4 separate regions of the Homo sapiens genome follow, and regions 2, 3 and 4 are each linked to region 1. The links are chromatin contacts, found by Hi-C or POLR2A ChIA-PET in ENCODE. All regions are on one chromosome and are shown on one strand. The core of a region is the stretch at or near the end of the contact, and the rest is flanking DNA. Distances in the headings are between cores, read along the strand shown. Region 1 has its middle 26 kb from the start of NBPF1. Region 2 holds the start of SDHB (succinate dehydrogenase complex iron sulfur subunit B). Region 3 holds the start of CROCC (ciliary rootlet coiled-coil, rootletin). Region 4 holds the start of SZRD1 (SUZ RNA binding domain containing 1).

Region 1 (2,914 bases), core at 212-2,711:
AAAAAAAAAAGTAGCCCTCTCTAAGTCTTAATTCCTTCATCTGTAAAAACAGAATAATGACTTATGTTAGAGATGCTGTGAAGAGCCCAGGGAATAACAAGTGCTGTCTGCATACCACATAACCTGTCCGCTCTCAAAGGTGGCTGGGCTGATGATGTCTGGAAGAAGAAGGCTGGGAGAAATGCTGGTTCCCAAAGTGGTCAGTACCAAGGCCACCTAGTCCAACCCTTGCCCCTAGGCCTGTGGTTCCTTTGGGGCAGATTCCAGTCTCGCCACCACCCAGCCAGGGGAGTCTGTGTTGAATGGGCCATGTCCTGGAAGTATGAAAGGCTCAGCCCTCTGAGCTGCTGGATGGCTCTGTCCTGTACCCGCCAGTCCATAAATGGTCAGCAGAGCACATGGCCCACCTACCCGAGCCAAAGGAGTTGGGAAAAATCTGTCTGGGTGGCCCCCTCATCCTCTCAACACACAGGCCTAGAGGGAAAAGGGTACTGTCTAATGCCAGTCAGTGCTGTCCTGAGCTCAGCTGCTAAGAATAGCAGGGAGTGAGGTGGTGGTAACCAGCAGGACTCAGGCAGAACAGAGGCCCATTACACACCTGGCTGCCCACAGGCTGCCACCACCTGCTCTTCCACCTTTCATGCCAGTTCCTACCCTACTCATCCACACAGACAGAAAGCTCTGGAAGGGGACGAAGGTGGCACAAAGCACCCTGACAAAGTAGCCACTACCCAGGCTCAGGGATCACATATTCCCCCAGTGTAAGCCACTCCCAGCCCTGAGCTGTAGGAGCAGAGATGCACAAAGGCCCCTCCCCACTGCTGCTCTGTCCCAGGCCAAGGCCAGGTGGTGGCTATGCAGTCGGGGTGCTCAGCTAGTAGCATAGAAGGCTAAAGCCAACCCCATCTCTGAATACCCCAGTGGACCAAGGATAAAGGAGCCTTTCTCAAAAGCAGTTACAGGCCAAGCATGGTGGCTCACACCTGTAGTCTCAGCACTTTGGGAGGCTGAGGTGGGAGAATCACTTGAGCCCAGGGGTTTGAGACCAGCCTGGGTGCCACAGTAAGACCCTGCCTCTTAAAAAAAAAAAAAAATTTAGCTGGGTGCTGTGGCATGTGCTTGTGGTCCCAGCTATGTGGGAGGCTGAGGTGGGAGGATTCCTTGAGCCTGGAACTTTGAGGTTGCAGTGAGCTATGACTGGGACATAGCGAGACCCTGCCTCAAAAGAAAACAGTTCTTAACAAGCCCACACTTGGAGTGGCTACTCTTGTACCTGACCCCCAAAGTCGTGTGCCTGATCCTGAGAGCAGACTGCACATATCTGTGGGCAGTCGGCCTGAGACAGCCACCACTGAGTGCCTACAGCACGGCCCATTTGGCCAAGACCAGCAACTTCCCTGACCTTTTTGGATCTCCTAGGTCCCAGTTCAGGGCCCTGAATCCCCACAACCACTGACTGACGGCCCTACCACCTGCTGTCTCTCCTGGCGGCCACAGCAGCAGCAGCAGCAGCAGGACCATCTCTGGTATCACATGAGGTAGGGATCAGATGGCTCTGAGAACAGGCCAGGACTGAGTATGGGGTGGGGGTGGGCAGGAACTCTCTGCAAGCAGGCACTTTCTGACCACCACAATTGCTTAAATAGAACAGGTAATGATGCTGCCTTTTGGACCTGCCTAAAGAGCAGAAGTCGTAAAAGACAGAACAGCTAAGGCTGATAAGGGGGTGAGAGACAGGGACAACCGTGCCTCACTGCAGGGACGGAGAACCTACTTGATCCTTTGAAGAAGTAATCTGGCAACAGTCTTAAAAGTGACTGCAGTTCAAACACTCTAGCCACACGACTCCAGCCCTGGGCATCCTCACAGCATTGTTTACAAAGGCAAAAGTCCTTCCAAACTAGGGCACTTGTATGGGCCACAGCAGACCCCCTGGCCCTAAAGATGCTCAGTAAGATACATTGATAATGTGGAAAAATACTCACGGGATAACATTTGATAATAAAAATAGGATGCAAACTTCTGGAAGTGAGGGACATGTCCATTACCTTGATGGTACTGATGGTTTCACGGGTTTTATCTATATGTTAACACTTATCAAATTGTACACTTTAAGTGTGTGTAGTTTATTGTATATTAATCATAGCTCAATAAAAATGTTTTAAGAAAAGAACTGAAGGTGACAAATTTTTTTAAAGTTTTCTATACAGCATAATCTGAACTACATACATTATAAGATAAACAGACATGAAGTTAAAAAGCTTCTGCATAGCAAAGTAAACGATCAACAAAGTGAAGAGACAGCCCACAAATGGGAGAAAATATTTGTAAACTACCCATCTGACAAGGGATTAATAACCAGAATATATAAAGAACGCAAACAACTATATAGGAAAAATACTAATAGTTCCATCAAAAGATGGGCAAAAGATACGAACAGACATTTCTCAAAAGAAGACATACAAATAGCAAACAGGCATATGGAAAGGTATTCAACGTCACTGGTCATCAGAGAAATGCAAATCAAAACTACAATGAGATATCATCTCACCCCAGTTAAAATGGCTTTTATCCAAAAGACAGGCAACAACAAATGCTGGCGAGGTTGTGGAACCCCTGTACGCTGTTAGTGGAAATGTAAATTATAATAGTGCAATCACTATCGAGAACAGTTTGGAGGTTCCTGAAAAAACTAAAAATTGATCAGGTGTGGTGGCTCATGCCTGTAATCTCAGCACTTTGGGACGTCGAGGTGGGAGGATGACCTGAGGCTAGGAGTTCGAGACCAGCCTGGCCAACACAGCGAAACCCCATCTGTACTAAAAATACCAAAATTAACTGGGCGTGGTGGTGTGTGCCTATAATCCCAGCTACACGGGAGGCTGAGGCAGGAGAATTGCTAGAACTCGGGAGG
Region 2 (2,914 bases), core at 264-2,763, 410 kb after region 1:
GAAGAGGGGCTTGGAACTCTCTCGTTAGTGGGGCTCTCACAATTTAATTGTTTGCTCAGCAACTATAAAAGGAACAGGTAAACAAGCTCATTATCAATCATCAATTTAATACTGAGAGGATGTCAGCTTGAGGCTCTGGTAGGCTGTCTTCTTCCTCTATCTCCCCTTTTCAGAAAGGCTGATGCAGACAGAGTGGATCCAAGTTCACACACAGCATGCTGGATAGAACCAGGATTGGAACATGGGCAATATGTACTGTGTTATGCAGCCATAGCAGGCACTTAAGATGAAAGATGTCCTCATTTAAGTGCAAGAGAGGAAGAGGAACTAAAATTTCTTGGACACCAACCATGTCCCAAGATCTATGCTAAGGAGTTTTTCTGGTACCATGTTAAAAAACTGCCTCAGGTCTGCTTCTTGGGAATGTGATATTTTGAGCAAGCCAAAAATTTTCTTTCTGGGGGCCTCAAGTTTTCAAAGCTCCAAAAAGGAGGGTAAGGATTCTTGCTTGCCCACCTTAAAGGGGTTGTTGAGAATCCCAGAAGAGGAACAGACTTAGAAAGGATTTGCAAATCCTTAGTCCCTTATGTATACAAAAGCAATTTCCCTTCCCCTTCTAAATGTTCCCACTTAGAAGGCAGGTCAGAAATGTGTTGTTTCTTGGCCATACAAGGGGCGTGGGAAAATCTGTTACTGCACACGGCATAGTAATAAACAAGAACAGCGCCAAGCCCTCTACCTGTCATTCCATGTCAACTCTATGAGGTCCGTATTATTATATGACCTTTAGAGTCAGAAACACTGAGAGGATACTAGTGAAACTGTGGTGACACTGCTTTAAGGAACCCAGTCTTTCCTGCAACCCCCACCACCCACCTCCGGGATCCTTCGAGGTAGGGGGCTGGGTGCATTTCCCTCCATCTCTCCCTTCCCCTGCCCTGTCCCCAACAATTCACATGTCCTTTCCTCACCCATCCCGGTCCTCAACCTCGCACCCTTGAGGAATTACCTCGCTTCCCAATTCCCATCCTTCACACCCCGCAGGTCTCCCTTTTCTACAGAGGCGATAGTTTGGTGGCAGAAAAAGGGCTTGGAACTCCAATGTCTGGATTCAAATTCTGGTTCCAGCAGTCATTCGCTTGCCATGTGACCTTGAGCAATTCAAGTCCCCTTTCTGAACGTCCCCCCCCCCCGCACCCTTAGCTGTAAAAAATTGCCCGTGCCCTAACTCACAAGCTGCTGCGAGGCGCAGAAAGATAACTTGACAGGGATGCTCGAAGCCAAACCAAAGCACTGCACCAGGGGGAGGAGGTCCTCCATCTCCCTGAGGCCTTGCCCTATGCTTCCTCAGTCTCTCCGCAGCCCCATCAGCTCCAGGCAGTCTCTGTGGCTTTCCTGACTTTTCCCTCTCTGAGGCTCCAGGACTCACCTGCAGGCAGGCTCCGCCAAGGGTTGTGGCCGGCAACCGGCGCCTCAAGGAGAGGGCGACCACCGCCGCCATCTTGGCTCCTGACGTCAGCCCCACCCCTTAACCCCGAGGTCGCTCTCCGCCGGTGTCCCGTCGAACATCGCGGCGCCCAGCCTACATCCACTGAGGACCCACTAGCCGCGTACGAGCAACCAAGTGGGAGGCGGCTTCCGGTTTCCCGGGTGGGCGGAGGGAAGGCGGGGCAAGCACAGCGAGCGTGCGCAATAGCGCAGTAGCGGCGCATGCCCATTTGGCTTCCCCCGTGACCTTCTCAGAAAGGGGAGGAGTCTGAGAGGCAGGGCGACTTTCAGGGGGTGGGGCTAAGACTTAGATGGGGCGGAGCCATCCTATCCGGGTCCCTGCCCCGATTTCAACCTCTTTATTCCTGGAATTTTTGTTTGTTTGTTTGAGATGGAGTCTCGCACTGTTTCCCGGGCTGGAGTGCAATGGCGCGATCTTGGCTCACTGCAACCTCCGCCTCCCGGGTTCACGCGATTCTCCTGCCTCAGCCTCCCGAGTAGCTGGGATTACAGGCGCACACCATCACACCCGGCTAATTTTTTGTATTTTTAGTAGAGACGGGGTTTCATCATCTTGGCCAGACTGGTCTTGAACTCCTGACCTCGTGATCCGCCCACCTTGGCCTCCCAAAGTGCTGGAATTACAGGCATGAGCCACTGCGCCCGGCCAATTTTTTTTTTTTTTTTCAGACAGGGTCTCACTCTGTTGCCCAGGCCGGTGTGCAGTCTTGGCTCACTGCAGCCTCGACTTCCCAGGCTCAAGCGATCCTCCCACCTCCAGAGTAGCTGGGACTACAGGCGTGTGAGCCACCATACCCGGGTAGTTTTTTTTTTTTTCTTTTTTTTGAGATGGAGTATCGCTCTGTCTCCCAGGCTGGAGTGCAGTGGCGCGATCTCGGCTGACTGCAACCTCCGCCTCCCGGGTTCAAGCAATTCCCTGCCTCAGCCTCCCGAGTAGCTGGGATTATAGGCGTCCGCCATCATGCCCGGCTAATTTTTTTGTGTTTTTAGTAGAGATGGGGTTTCACCATCTTGGCCAGGCTGGTCTTGAACTCCTGACCTCGTGAGCCACCCACCTCGGCCTCCCAAAGTACTGGAATTACAGGCATGAGCCACCGCGCCCGGCCACCCGGATAATTTTTTTAAAAAATTATTTGTAGAGATGGAGTCTGGCTATGTTGCCCAGGCTGGGCTCAAGCAATCATCCTGCTCCAACTTCCCAAAGTGCTGGGATTACAGGCGTGAGCCACCACACCTAGCCTCCCTAAGAATTTGTCAGTCTTATTATTCATCTCTGACGCTTACTGGCTTGAGTCAGCCCTTTCTGTCGCATACCGTGCAGCTTGCCCGAGGCTGCCCAGGTTTCTGCACTGAGAGTCCCAAACAAACTGGGCAGTTGGTGAATGAGCTGAGGTGATTTCAAGGG
Region 3 (2,914 bases), core at 286-2,785, 280 kb after region 1:
TTGGCCAGGCTGGTCTCAAACTCCTGACCTCAAGTGATCTGCCCGCCTCAGCCTCCCAAAGTGCTGGAATTAGAGGCTTGAGCCACTGCACCTGGCCTGGTTTAGTCTCCTTTTAGAGATGAGAAAACTGAGGCTCAGGGAGGTAACCTGTTCAAGGTCTTACTGTCTTGAACACCATAGTTGCAAGTGACAGAGCTGAGTCTCACATGCAACCTCAGACCTGATACTGACTCCAGAGCTGTGCGCCTAAGCACTAGAGCACATAGCCTCCTTGCCCCAGGGAAAGAACAATGGGAGGTGGTGGGTGACCTCTGGGTCTCAGGGCCCTGGGATATAGGGACTGTGCCTTTTTTTTTTTTTTTTTTGAGACAAAGTTCCACTCTTGTTGCCCAGGCTGGAGTGCAATGGCGCGATCTTGGCTCACTGCAACCTCTGCCTCCTGAGTTCAATCGATTCTCCTGCCTCAGCCTCCCAAGTAGCTGGGATTACAGGTGTGCACCACCACACCCGGCTAATTTTTGTATTTTTGGTAGAGACGGGGTTTCACCATATTGGTCAGGCTGATCTTGAACTCCTGACCTCAGGTGATCCACCCGCTTTGTCCTCCCAAAATGCCGAGATTACAGGCATGAGTGCCTGCGCCTGGCTGGGACTGTACCTTCTGGATTTTCAAATGAATGAAATGAGTATTTCTTGAGTGTTGGCCACGTGACCCCCCAGCACCATGTCATGTGCTGGGTATGCACACACGATACTGTTTCATCCCCGGACGGCTCCGAGAGATGAGTACCAATATTATCACATCTTACGTAAGAGGACACTGAGTCTCAGAGAGGCAAAGTCAGTGTCCCTGGTGCACCCAGCTAGTGGGGGCTGGGGTGGGTGTGAAGGGGCCAGAAGCTTCCCAATAAGTGCCTGAAGGGCAAGGCTAGGGCATTTGTAGTTCGAGGCTCTACCACTGTGTCTAGGTCAGACCTAGGAATGCCGCAGGTGTTGCATAAATGCTCATCAGTCCAGGCTGGACCGCTCATGCCCAACTAAGTGCCAAGCCTGGCCTGGGTGATCTCACAGCCTGCATTCTTTGCCCTACACCTGTTGTGGGAAAACATACTCCCAGCATGCTGTAAATCCTCTCATTCTTAGCTAACCATGTGACTCCCGTTCTGGGCCAGAAAGATGGTCACAAATACTTAGGACTCTGGCCTTTCCCGCCGCATGGCTACTGACCCCACCCCCTGGGCTTGGAGGGCTCTAGGACCCAGCAACCTGCGCAGGGTGAAGAGTGTGTGAGGTCCTGACCTCCAGGTGTCTCCCCTGTTTCCTCCTCCCATTCCCTCTTCTCTCTCCTCCCTCCTTTTCTCTCCCTTCTCCTCCCCTCTCTTCATCCTTCCTCTTCCTTTGGCTCCCTGCCTCTGCTTCCCTCCTCTCCTGTCCTTTCCCATCCCCTCCCTCCTCAGCCCACATCCTGCTCCTCCCACCGCGGTGGTCACATGGGGGCGCCGCCGGATTTAAGCTTAATCTGCCTGGTGCTCAGCACAGCATCCTGGCTGTGGCGCGTGCTGACTGAGCTAGTCTTGGGGTCCTGGAGAAGGGGGCTGGAGGCATGCCCACAGCCTCCCCCCCATGAGCTTGGGGCTGGCGGGGGCACAGGAGGTGGAGCTGACACTAGAGACGGTTATCCAGGTGGGTCCTGGGGGCTGTGCCCACCCTGTCTGGGGCGGGGCAGCGTGGACTTAACAGGAGTGGTGAGAGGTGTGTGCGTCTTGGGGATCAAGGGGTGGGAGAGGTGTGGTGGTGGTGGGGTATACAGGGGCCCCCCGCTTGCAGTTCCTGGCAAGATGGGGGGCAGAGGTACACACAGGGTGCACCTGCTGTGGCTCCCTCATCCCAGTGCCCTGGGTTGGGAGAAGGGGGTCTCTACTGCCAGATTTTAGGGCTTGGGGGACCTCTGGCATAGCCAGATCCTCATCCATCTAGGGTCGGAACCGGATTGGGGCCCCCAACACTGGACTGCCTCCAGTGGGGTTTGGGAGTTACCCGTAGGGTTTGGTTCTCATCTCTGGCCCTGGGCCTTCTTCCTGGGGCAGTGAGCACACAAGAGGCTCTTTGCATGGGGATTTTTTGGATTCTAACTCCCAGGCTTCACTCCATCTTGAGGGGGCTCCTGGGGACCTGTATCTTGGGCAGTAGGATTCTGTGGCTCTCCCCACGAGGCCAGGGAGCCCCGGGTCCCATGTCCCCTGAAGACCCTCTCGCTTTTCCCACAGACACTGGAGAGCAGCGTCCTGTGCCAGGAGAAAGGCTTGGGCGCGCGGGACCTGGCCCAGGACGCTCAGATCACCAGCCTGCCTGCCCTTATCAGGGAGATTGTCACCCGCAACCTCTCCCAGCCTGAGAGCCCAGGTGCCACCCCCATCCGCTCCCCTCCACAAACACCACCCACATTTTACCTCTTCTCATGTCCCTTTCCTGAGCAGTCACCATGATGATCATGACTGTAACTCACTGTGGGGCAGGCACAGCTTTATGACAGAAGAACCCATTTTACAGATGAGGAAACAGAGGCTCAGGGATGTAATTTGTCCAGACTTATTCCGCATGTGGTGCAACTAGAAGGAAGGGCCGAGCATCTCCTGCGTGCTTGCCTGTAGCCTGCTGCAGAGATGTGAACCCCAAATCCCGTATTCCCACCCGGGGAAGGTGTGAGCTGGCTGAACCCAAGATACAGGAAGAGGGCAGCTCAGCTCAGACCAGGGTTTTGCGGAAGTCTGAGTGGATGGCGCCGTCCATCCGTTTCCCACGTGGGCAGGAAGGCGGATGGTCCCTGCTCCTCTCAGTGGGTGGCGCACACGGTGTAGTTATGTGGCTTGAGGATCTGGGAAAGGCACACTCAGTTGCAGCTGGTGTGCTGGCG
Region 4 (2,914 bases), core at 292-2,791, 270 kb before region 1:
CTCTTACTATGGGTCAGGCACTGTTCTAGGCATTTCAGCATAGTAACTGGTTAAATTCTTACAATCTACTTTTGAAGTAGCTATCTCTAATGTATACACTTGGGGAACTGAGACATAGAATCCTTATGTAACTTGCGTTAAGATCACACAGCTTTTTTTTTTTTTTTTAGTAGAGATGGGCTTTTGCCTCGTTGCCCAGGCTGGTCTCAAACTGCAGGGCTCAAGCGATCCCCCCGCCTCACCCTTCCAAAGTGCTGGGATTATAGGCGTGAGCCACCATGCCCGGCCACATAAATAACTTTTTTTTGAGATAGAGTTTTGCTCTTGTTGTCCAGGCTGGAGTGCAATGGCGCAATCTTGGCTCACTGCAACCTCCGCCTCCCAGGCTCAAGCGATCTTCCCGCCTCAGCCTCCCGAGTAGGTGGGATTACAGGCATGTGCCACCATGCCCAGCTAATTTTGCATTTTAAGTAGAGACGGGGTTTCTCCGTGTTGGTCAGGCTGGTCTCGAACTCTTGACCTCAGGTGATCTGCCCACCTTGGCCTCCCAAAGTGGGATTACAGGTGTGAGCCACTACGCCTGCCCTGACATAAATAATTTTTTTTTTTTTTGAGACAGAGCCTCACTCTGTCGGCCAGGCTGGAGTGCAGTGGCATGATCTCGGCTCACTGCAACCTCCACCTCCCTGGCTCAAGCAGTTCTCCTGCCTCAGCCTCCGGAGTAGCTGGGATTATAGGCGTGTGCCACCATGCCCAGCTAATTTTTGTATTTGTAGTAGAGACGGGGTTTCACCATGTTGGCCAGGCTGGTCTTGAACTCCTGACCTCAGGTAATCCGCCTGTCTCGGCCTCCCAAAGTGCTGGGATTACAGGCGTGAGCCACCGCGCCTGGCCAGTAATTTTTAGAGGTAATACTAACGTATTTATCTACCATTAAAGACCCAGGAGAACTTAGTAGCTGGGAATCCCACTGGTTCTCCCAACTGAGGTGCAATATTATCTTTACCGTCTTTACCTTACGGTAGCGGATATAGTGTTAATAAATGATTAGAATACTGCTTTATGAGCAGGAAATACTGTAATGATTTTCACCCTATCAGAAATAATAAAATGTTTTCTGCATCAGCAGATATTTTTCATCATTTGTTGGTGTTTAAAAATGTTTTCAGAATTCTGAAGATACCATTATCTGTAGTTTAGGAAAACTACGACTCACTTTAAAAGAAAAAAAGTTTTCTTTAATTGCCTGCCCTTAGAAAAGATGGTTCCACAGAACACACTTCCGGTACTCGAGATGAGGACTTCCCTTGAACGCCCATTCTGTAAGACAGATAACGCGTTGGCCCTTAAGAAAGATGGCATCTTTCCGCCTTCTCTGCCCCCTTCCAAGATGGCTGCCCTAATGTACACTTGGGACCTTGCCTGGCGCCTCTTCCGGGCTTGGCAGCGGGCGGGGTCCATTGAGTAAAGCCTTGCGTGCCTGCGCCCGCGACGGAGGCGCGCTTCAAAGCGCAGGCGCGGGGAGGGGGTGGGGGAGGAGGGAAAGCGGCGAGTAAGATGGAAGATGAGGAGGTCGCTGAGAGCTGGGAAGAGGCGGCAGACAGCGGGGTAAGGAGGAGCCGCCGTCCCATGGCAGGGCCGGGCGAGACCTGGCGTGAGGGGAGCCTCCGGGGAGCGGGTCTGGAGATAGTTCTCCCCAAGGAAGGGCCCCATACGCCGGGCTGGGGGTGGTGGAGAGGCCCCCAGTTCCTGAGCGCCGTGAAGGCCTCTTAAAGGGGCCGCGATCCATTTCTCTCCTTTCCTTTGCCTGGTGCGCCTCCCTCCGCCCACTAACGCGCGCGTCACCCGGGGCGCCCCACCCGCCACCCGGGGCCTCCTTTCCTGACCCCCCGCGCCCACTTGCTGGCCGTGGGCCTCTGTGACTCTTTCCGATGAGCCTTGTGGCCCGAGGCACCATTTTAAAGTTCTTGTGCTCTGACCGGGACGGACACACCATGTGGGTGGTGGTGGGGCTTGCGCGGACCAAGGAGGCATGTCCGGCTTCGCAGGAAAGCGGGAGGAGGCAGCCGAGGGCGGGGGGAAATTGAATCCTCTTTGGGCTACTCAACTCTGCTAAAATCCCCCACCATCCGTCACGGTGGACGAGTCGGGTTTTTTTTCTCTTTCACTTTTACTCCAAGAAGAGTTTGTGGGCAGGCAGGCAGGTCTCACGGGGACTCTGCCAAAGCAACCGAAAGCTCTGCGGGGCAGCTCCTCTGCCACTCAGCGATCCGAGGCCCCGGGAAGGTCTAGGAGTTCGCTTGTCGGAGTCCAGGGTGTGATATGTAAAACAGCCACATTCTTGGGAGAGGAGTGGGGAGATGGACCGTTCGACTTGTTTTTGGAGTTTTTGTTTGCCTCCAGAAACTGTAGGAAAATAGTTTATCTCAAAGAGGATCTGTCAATTCTCTTAGATTTGTGAATAATTTGGTCTTTTCAGAGTTTGTCTGTGGTGACCCTTGTGAATATGGGGAGATGCTTTTTTTGTCTCCCCGTGTTCGCGTCTGTTCAATGCTGGCTGCACTGACATCCACCTTAAAGGTTTACGTGTGCGAGGAGTCGAGCGTACCAGGGTAGAGTAGGCGCTGGGTTTTTTTTCCTAAGCGCTTTTTGGGGGTGCTTATGAGCTCTGGAAGAGGCCGGGAAATTGACCCTGGCAGCAGTCAGTGGGTGTATCTAGCTCTACGGGAATGTTGAAACTTGGCTTTGAAGTTTTTTCCGCTGGTTCAGCATTTCTCTCAACGGTTGTTTATGTTTTTCCATTTAGCATAATTGAGAATTTGAAGGATTCGTTCGTTCAGAGGATATTTAGTAGAGTTCTTAATGTGACAACCATCTTTCTTGAGTTTTGGCTTAAGAAAGTTAAAGATTTTAT

Evidence for each region. A loop is a pair of places that touch in the nucleus more often than their neighbours do. ChIA-PET counts read pairs that join two places held with the same protein, here RNA polymerase II (POLR2A). Pooled maps may share reads with other maps.
Region 2: a pooled map shows a loop between it and region 1 (2.8-fold over the local background). The contact joins the promoter of SDHB here to the enhancer-like site in region 1. A Hi-C loop is called at or near these places in 11 of 50 pooled maps. POLR2A ChIA-PET finds 5 or more read pairs at or near these places in 2 of 52 experiments (CD4-positive, alpha-beta T cell and K562).
Region 3: a map of head of caudate nucleus shows a loop between it and region 1 (3-fold over the local background). The contact joins the promoter of CROCC here to the enhancer-like site in region 1. A Hi-C loop is called at or near these places in 3 of 168 maps with a recorded cell type or tissue (CD14-positive monocyte, gastrocnemius medialis and head of caudate nucleus) and 14 of 50 pooled maps. POLR2A ChIA-PET finds 5 or more read pairs at or near these places in 14 of 52 experiments (CD4-positive, alpha-beta T cell, CD4-positive, alpha-beta memory T cell, K562 and 11 more).
Region 4: a loop to region 1 is called in a map of B cell, with 6 times the contacts of the local background. The contact joins the promoter of SZRD1 here to the enhancer-like site in region 1. A Hi-C loop is called at or near these places in 3 of 168 maps with a recorded cell type or tissue (B cell, CD8-positive, alpha-beta T cell and naive thymus-derived CD4-positive, alpha-beta T cell) and 9 of 50 pooled maps. POLR2A ChIA-PET finds 5 or more read pairs at or near these places in 3 of 52 experiments (activated CD4-positive, alpha-beta T cell, activated CD8-positive, alpha-beta memory T cell and activated T-cell).

Annotation. Positions count from the first base shown.
Region 1 is chr1:16,637,875-16,640,788 of GRCh38, forward strand. It overlaps the pseudogene CROCCP2. Among named protein-coding and RNA genes, the nearest start is that of NBPF1, 26 kb to the left of the region's middle. RefSeq lists an enhancer at 164-1,055. Within about 2 kb of position 1,462, at least 2 of the 41 ENCODE cell types and tissues checked have a DNase peak (open chromatin) inside an H3K27ac peak, as active enhancers do; they include gastrocnemius medialis, where a contact is called at or near this core.
Region 2 is chr1:17,052,519-17,055,432 of GRCh38, forward strand. It overlaps SDHB (succinate dehydrogenase complex iron sulfur subunit B), which reads right to left and starts at 1,514. Exons shown (of 8, transcript NM_003000.3): 1 at 1,430-1,514. The coding sequence starts at 1,501. RefSeq lists enhancers at 1,394-1,453, 2,004-2,053.
Region 3 is chr1:16,920,396-16,923,309 of GRCh38, forward strand. It overlaps CROCC (ciliary rootlet coiled-coil, rootletin), which reads left to right and starts at 1,536. Exons shown (of 37, transcript NM_014675.5): 1 at 1,536-1,683; 2 at 2,268-2,403. The coding sequence starts at 1,624. RefSeq lists enhancers at 178-950, 951-1,722, 1,723-2,494, 2,495-2,914.
Region 4 is chr1:16,365,701-16,368,614 of GRCh38, forward strand. It overlaps SZRD1 (SUZ RNA binding domain containing 1), which reads left to right and starts at 1,542. Exons shown (of 4, transcript NM_001114600.3): 1 at 1,542-1,608. The coding sequence starts at 1,558. RefSeq lists enhancers at 1,239-1,298, 2,049-2,338.